Linked DNA regions of Homo sapiens: region 1 is linked to region 2. A link is an interaction called in ENCODE POLR2A ChIA-PET data of the cell type or tissue named here. Cell type or tissue: MCF 10A. All regions are shown on one strand. Each heading gives the region's core, and the rest is flanking DNA. Links, peaks and the distances in the headings are about the cores only. Region 1 overlaps PRRX1 (paired related homeobox 1). Region 2 has its middle 52 kb from the start of FMO4.

Region 1 (2,923 bases), core at 118-2,617, 660 kb after region 2:
CTTGTCCTTTTCATTTATACTTTTCTCTGACCTTGTCTTTCTTTGCCTAATAACACATCACAGACCTTACCCATACCTACTAACTTTTACATTAATGGCCCCTTCTCCTTTCCTAAGTCTCAGCTGACCTGTCAGTTCTTTGTAGGAACCTTCTGTGATCAACAACCAGAAGTAGTCTTCTCACTATTCTTCATCCAGCATCTTAACCATTTGCTTTATAACACTTATGACAGTCTGTAATTATTTATGTTGATTGTCTCACACTAGAATATAGCTTCATGAGGGTAGGCACCTTACCTGACTTGTTAACTGTGCTATCCCGGCACCTGACATTAGTCTTCCATATTTTGGGTACTTCTCTTAGAATTATTAAATTAATATGTTAGACTCTGCTTGGTGAAAGTGCCTACTCTGAACAACCTGGTCCATTCACACTCAGCCACCAAACCTGACCACTCTTTCAGGGATCAGTTTCTGTAATAAGGTCTTGACACACAAAATTTCCTGCTTACTGCATTTTTGTAAGGCATGTAAATTCCAGGATCAAGTGTTATGCAGGTTTCTCATGCACTTTCTCAGTGAATGACTTTGCAGCAGTAATTATTCTGATTAGAAAGTAAGCCTTGAAGGCAGGTGAACAAAGTGTGTAGAATAGAGCCCTAAACCTTTTAGTAGTGCTCAGTAAATGTTTGACTTTGATAATGATGATACATATGGAATTATTGACCATCTTGCTCCTAGAAAAGACAAAGGAAGTCTCAAAAGGCTTGACCTGATACAGTTATTTCTATGTTCCAAAAAACATATTTAGCTTGAGGTTGTATTTTCTTCTAGTTAGTCATTTCCAGTCACCGTGTTTTCTGTTCCCTTTCTCTGGCAAAGGAGCTTGGGCAAAAGCCTGGCTAATTCATTCTCCAATATACAGGAACATTACGGCCTGTCAACCACACCTAAGCCTTAATTATATGGTGATTTCCTCTCCAAGGATATGCGACTGTTTTAACTAGTAAGGAAGCCGATGCACTAAGGTCATATGAGAAAAAAAAAAGTTACATTTGGGTAAAACACCCAAAAATTCATGTGGAATAATCTTATTCCATTGAATCATGTCCCCTGTTGTTGAACAGCCCTAAAGAAGTCCTTGTTAATAGTCATTCTGTCTGCCTGGAGTGGAAATCTATGAGTAATCTGTGTGTCACTGTGACTCATGTCGTGACCAGCACTTCCAAATCCTCATCATCTGAAATCTGGCAAGAAGAATTTACACTGCTCAACTCATAACAGGAAGAAAGTAGGATGAAGGAAAGACCTAAGAAAAAGTTGTATTGATTAAACATAAAATGATAACCAGAAAAGGAAGATAATCAAGGTTAAGGAAGGACAATGACTCTTTAATCACCATCTGGGTCATTCTCTTCCTTGGCATCTGTTTCCAATATGACTTACATGACAATTACAGATATATTTCCTCATATAACCTTGGGTCTTTTTTCAGGTTTTCCCTATTTCTAAAAATTTTCCAATTTTTAAATTACTTTGAAAAAGGACTTTGATAGTAATATGTTGAACCAAGAACAAGGACAAACTGGATATACTAGTGTTTAATTCCACTGCAAGAGCATTTCCAACAATTGGTAAAAGTTTCATTGACAAGCCTTCTTATTTCTTTTCTTTAATCTATTTGATTAAAATGGCACAGGGTATAATTATGTGGTTAATTTACTCAGAAGTCAGCACCTTTAAAATAAAGCATCCTAGGAATAAACATGAAAATTTCATAGACTCAGGAGATTCTTATAGAAAACATATACTGGTTGGATGAGTAGATGGAAGAAAGGATTTGAGAAAATCAGATTTTATAAACACAGTGTTTGCATTAAATCAATTAAAGAAGATGTGTGCATGGTAACTGATTTGGGCAAAGGTGGGGACATTCTAAGCTACATTTTAATTTTTTTTTTTATCTGGCCAACAAGAGAGTTAAAAGGAAATATTTTCCTTTCTTGCTATTCAGCTGTGTTCTGCAGACCCCTGCTGGGCTCCTTCACTTTGTTCTATTTGGTTATTTCCATACTAGGGCTTTTTAGTTGTAGTGGTCATACTTTCCCTGATGATATCATTAAACTTATTCCTTTACTACAGATCTGTTAGTTTGAGGAGAAAGCTTCTTGACTAGAAGGATTATTACAATTTTCTTTCCTAGAGACATCCAGGTATTTTTTTTTTCTTTTTCTTTTTCCTTTTTTTAAGGACAGGGTCTCACTCTGTCACCCAGGCTGGGGTACGGTGGCATAATCACAGCTCACTCCAACCTCATTTACTGGGCTCAAGTGATCCTCCTGCCTCAGCCTCCCCAGTAGCTGGGACTGCAGTTGCACACCACCATGCCCAGCAGTCTTTTTTTTGCTAGGTTTGGGGTCTCACTATGTTGCCAAGACTAGTCTTGAACTCCTGGTCTCATGCAATCCTCCTGCCTCAGCCTCCCAAAGTGTTGAGATTACAGGTGTGAGCCACTGTGCCCTGCTGAGACTTCTGGTTTGAGCACCAGTCTCAGGTCTTCCCAAGACCAAATGGCACTAAGCTTTTCTGGCCATGAAGTGTAGGTGGTCACCAAGTGATACGAATATAGGTAACTTCTTGACCTGAGAGAACCCATTTTTTATATCAAAACTTGTCTCTAATTAATCATAGCCCCAGACCAAATTTATACAATTATAACTTTATACTCTTTCCCACATTTTCAGCAATTCAATGTTAGTAAAGTTTTTTCATAGAAATGTATGAGAAGTCAACTTTATATAATGGGGTACGGGGGAACGTCAGTGGATCAGAAGCCAGACGACATGAGTTCTCTGTCTCTGGCCCAAAAAAGTCATGTGATCTTGAGAATGTAACTTTGCCAATCTAGGTTTCTATTACTGTT
Region 2 (2,923 bases), core at 100-2,599:
GGGGTGTGATCTTGACTCACTGTAGTTTCCAACTCCTGAATTCAAGTTATTCTCTGTCTCAGCCTCCCCAGTAGCTAGAACTACAGGTACACACCACTGTGCCTGGCTAATTAAAAACAATTTTTTTTTTTTTGTAGGGACGGGGTCTTGCTATGTTGCTTAGGCTGGTCTCAAACTCCTGGCCTCAAGTGATCCTCCCATGTTGGCATCTCAAAGTGTTGGGATCACAGGTGTGAGCCACCATGCCTGGCCAGAGTAAGTGATTTTTAACTGCTTTCAGAAATCAAATTTATTCCCAAAAGATGATTATTTAGTTCAGCTAAAATTCCTTGATGACAGATCTATGCTATAATGCATTGTTTCACTCCCAGACCACTGCTTGAGAGGCTCAGATGTCCTGTGTTAGATGCCCCAGAATGCTATGCTATTGTGGTTGTTTGGTTTTGTGTCTTTCAAGTTGATGGTGTTTTCAAGGATTATTGAAACTGTTTTAATTCTTCCACATGACCTAGGGGCCTCTACCGTTCTGCTCGTAGTGTCTGCCTCTCTCTCTCTTCTCTTTTGTGTGTTCCTCTTCTCTGCTTTTGTCTATTACTGCATTTGCCACAGTCAGGGATCATTACATCTGACCTTTTGAACTGTTGCTCACAGGTAGCTGAAAATTAATTGAGAGTGGTCAAGGGAGGCTAGATTGCTTGGTACAAGTAGAATGAGTTCAAATGAACTGTATGCATGTATAGAGGGGGTATAGTTCTGGTTCTCTCCTGCAGGGTAAATGGTAAGCACTGTGATTACTATTCCCATAGAGATTCACAAGTTGGCTTGAACACTTAGAGTAAGCCCAATTCATAGAGGTGAATGTGTTAGAACATGTATGCATATGGTTGGGCCAAGAAAAGGAAAAGAAATGCTTTTGAGCTTCATTTATTCCCTCTTAAGTTATCATATGTATTATTATTAAAGTAGAAAGTACAATATATGAAGCTCAGTCTTTTTTAAATAAAATGATTTCCCAGGCTGGGTGCTGTGGCACATGCCTGTAATCTCAGAACTTTGGGAGGCCGAGTCAGGCAGATCACTTGAGGCCAGGAGTTCAACCCCAGCCTGGCCATCATGGCAAAACCCCATCCCTACTAAAAAATACAAAAATTAGCAAGGTGTGGTGGCACACACCTGCAATCCCAGCTACTCGGGAGGCTGAGGCATGAGAATCGGCTTGGGAGGTGGTGGTTGCAGTGAGCTGGGATCGCACCACTGCACTTCAGCCTGGGTGGTAGAGAAAGACTGTCTCAAAAAGAAAAAAAAAAAAAAAAGAGATTTCCCCCTTCACTTGAAGGACTTCCTTTTGAGGAGATAAATTTCCAGAAATTGCGTAACAGAAGTATCTAACTATAATGCTGACCTTTGAACACATTTTAACATTGCGCAAGAGACTATTACAACTAGTTTATTTTAAATTTCCTCGAACAATCTTGTGAAACAAGGTTTGCCTCAAAATGCTTCTTAATATTGCATTGTTTCATTTGAGTTATAATTTTATGTTTAAATATATGAATTCTATGATAATTTACAGAAGATAAAATGCCTTTAACATATATATTATTTTTATGTATGTATATATACATGTATCTACATGTATGTATTTTTTATTTATTATACTTTAAGTTCTGGGATACATGTGCAGAACATGTAGGTTTGTTACATAGGTATACACGTGCTATGGTGGTTTGCTGCACCCATCAACCCATCATCTACATTAGGTATTTCTCCTAATGCAATCTCTCCCTAACCCCCCACCCCCTGACAGGCCCCAGTGTGTGATGTTCTCCTTCTTGTGTCCATGTGTTCTCATTGTTCAACTCCTACTTATGAATGAGAATATGTGGTGTTTGGTTTTCTGTTCCTGTGTTAGCTTCCTGAGAATGATGGTTTCCAGCTTCATCCATGTCCCTGCAAAGGAGAGGAACTCCTCCTTTTATATGGCCGCATATACAGTATTCCATGCTGTATATGTGCCACATTTTCTTTATCCAGTCTATCATTGATGGACATTTGGGTTGGTTCCAAGTCTTTGTTATTGTGAACAGTGTGGCAATAAACATACACGTGCATGTATCTTTATAGTAGAATGATTTATAATCCTTTGGGTATATACCCAGTAATGGGATGGCTGGGTCAAATGGTATTTCTAGTTCTAGATCCTTGAGGAATTGCCACACTGTCTTCCACAAGGGTTGAAGTAGTTTACAGTCCCACCAACAGTGTAAAAGTGTTTCTATTTCTCCACATCCTCTCCAGCACCTGTTTTTTCCTGACTTTTTAATGAGCACCATTCTAACTGGGGTGAGATGTTAGCTCATTGTGGTTTTGATTTGCGTTTCTCTAATGACCAGTGATGATGAGCTTTTTTAAAATATGTTTGTTGGCCACATAAATGCCTTCTTTTGAGAAGTATCTGTTCATATCCTTTGCCCACTTTTCGATGGGGTTGTTTTTTTCTTGTAAATTTAAGTTCTTTGTAGAGTCTGGATATTAGCCCTTTGTCAGATGAATAGATTGGGAAAATTTTTTCCCATTCTGTAGGTTGCCTGTTCATTCTCATGATATTTCTTTTGCTGATCAGAAGCTCTTTAGTTTAATTAGGTCCCATTTGTCAATTTTGGCTTCTGTTGCCATTGCTTTTGGTGTTTTAGTCATGAAGTCTGCCCATGCCTATGTCCTGAATGGTATTGCCTGGGTTTTCTTCTAGAGTTTTTTTTTTTTTTTTTTTTTTTTGAGATGGAGTCTCGCTCAGTCGCCCAGGCTGGAGTGCAGTGGCATGATCTCAGTTCACTGCAAGCTCTGCCTCCCTGGTTCACGCCATTCTCCTACCTCAGCCTCCCGAGAAGCTGGGACTATAGGCACCTGCCACCACACCCAGCTA

The links. Peaks named below come from ENCODE experiments on the same cell type or tissue, not always from the same donor. Only the 100,000 strongest peaks of a DNase experiment are listed, where the experiment ranks them.
Region 1: POLR2A ChIA-PET joins it to region 2 with 6 read pairs; 1 of 35 experiments calls an interaction of 5 or more read pairs at or near these places.

What each region holds. Positions count from the first base shown.
Region 1 is chr1:170,706,449-170,709,371 of GRCh38, reverse strand. All of the region lies in intron 1 of PRRX1 (paired related homeobox 1), which reads right to left. Among named protein-coding and RNA genes, the nearest start is that of PRRX1, 44 kb to the right of the region's middle. In MCF 10A, for the core only: no CTCF peak of the experiment used is centred there; a DNase peak (open chromatin) is centred at 1,201.
Region 2 is chr1:171,364,726-171,367,648 of GRCh38, reverse strand. No RefSeq gene overlaps it. Among named protein-coding and RNA genes, the nearest start is that of FMO4, 52 kb to the right of the region's middle. In MCF 10A, for the core only: no CTCF peak of the experiment used is centred there; a DNase peak (open chromatin) is centred at 1,408.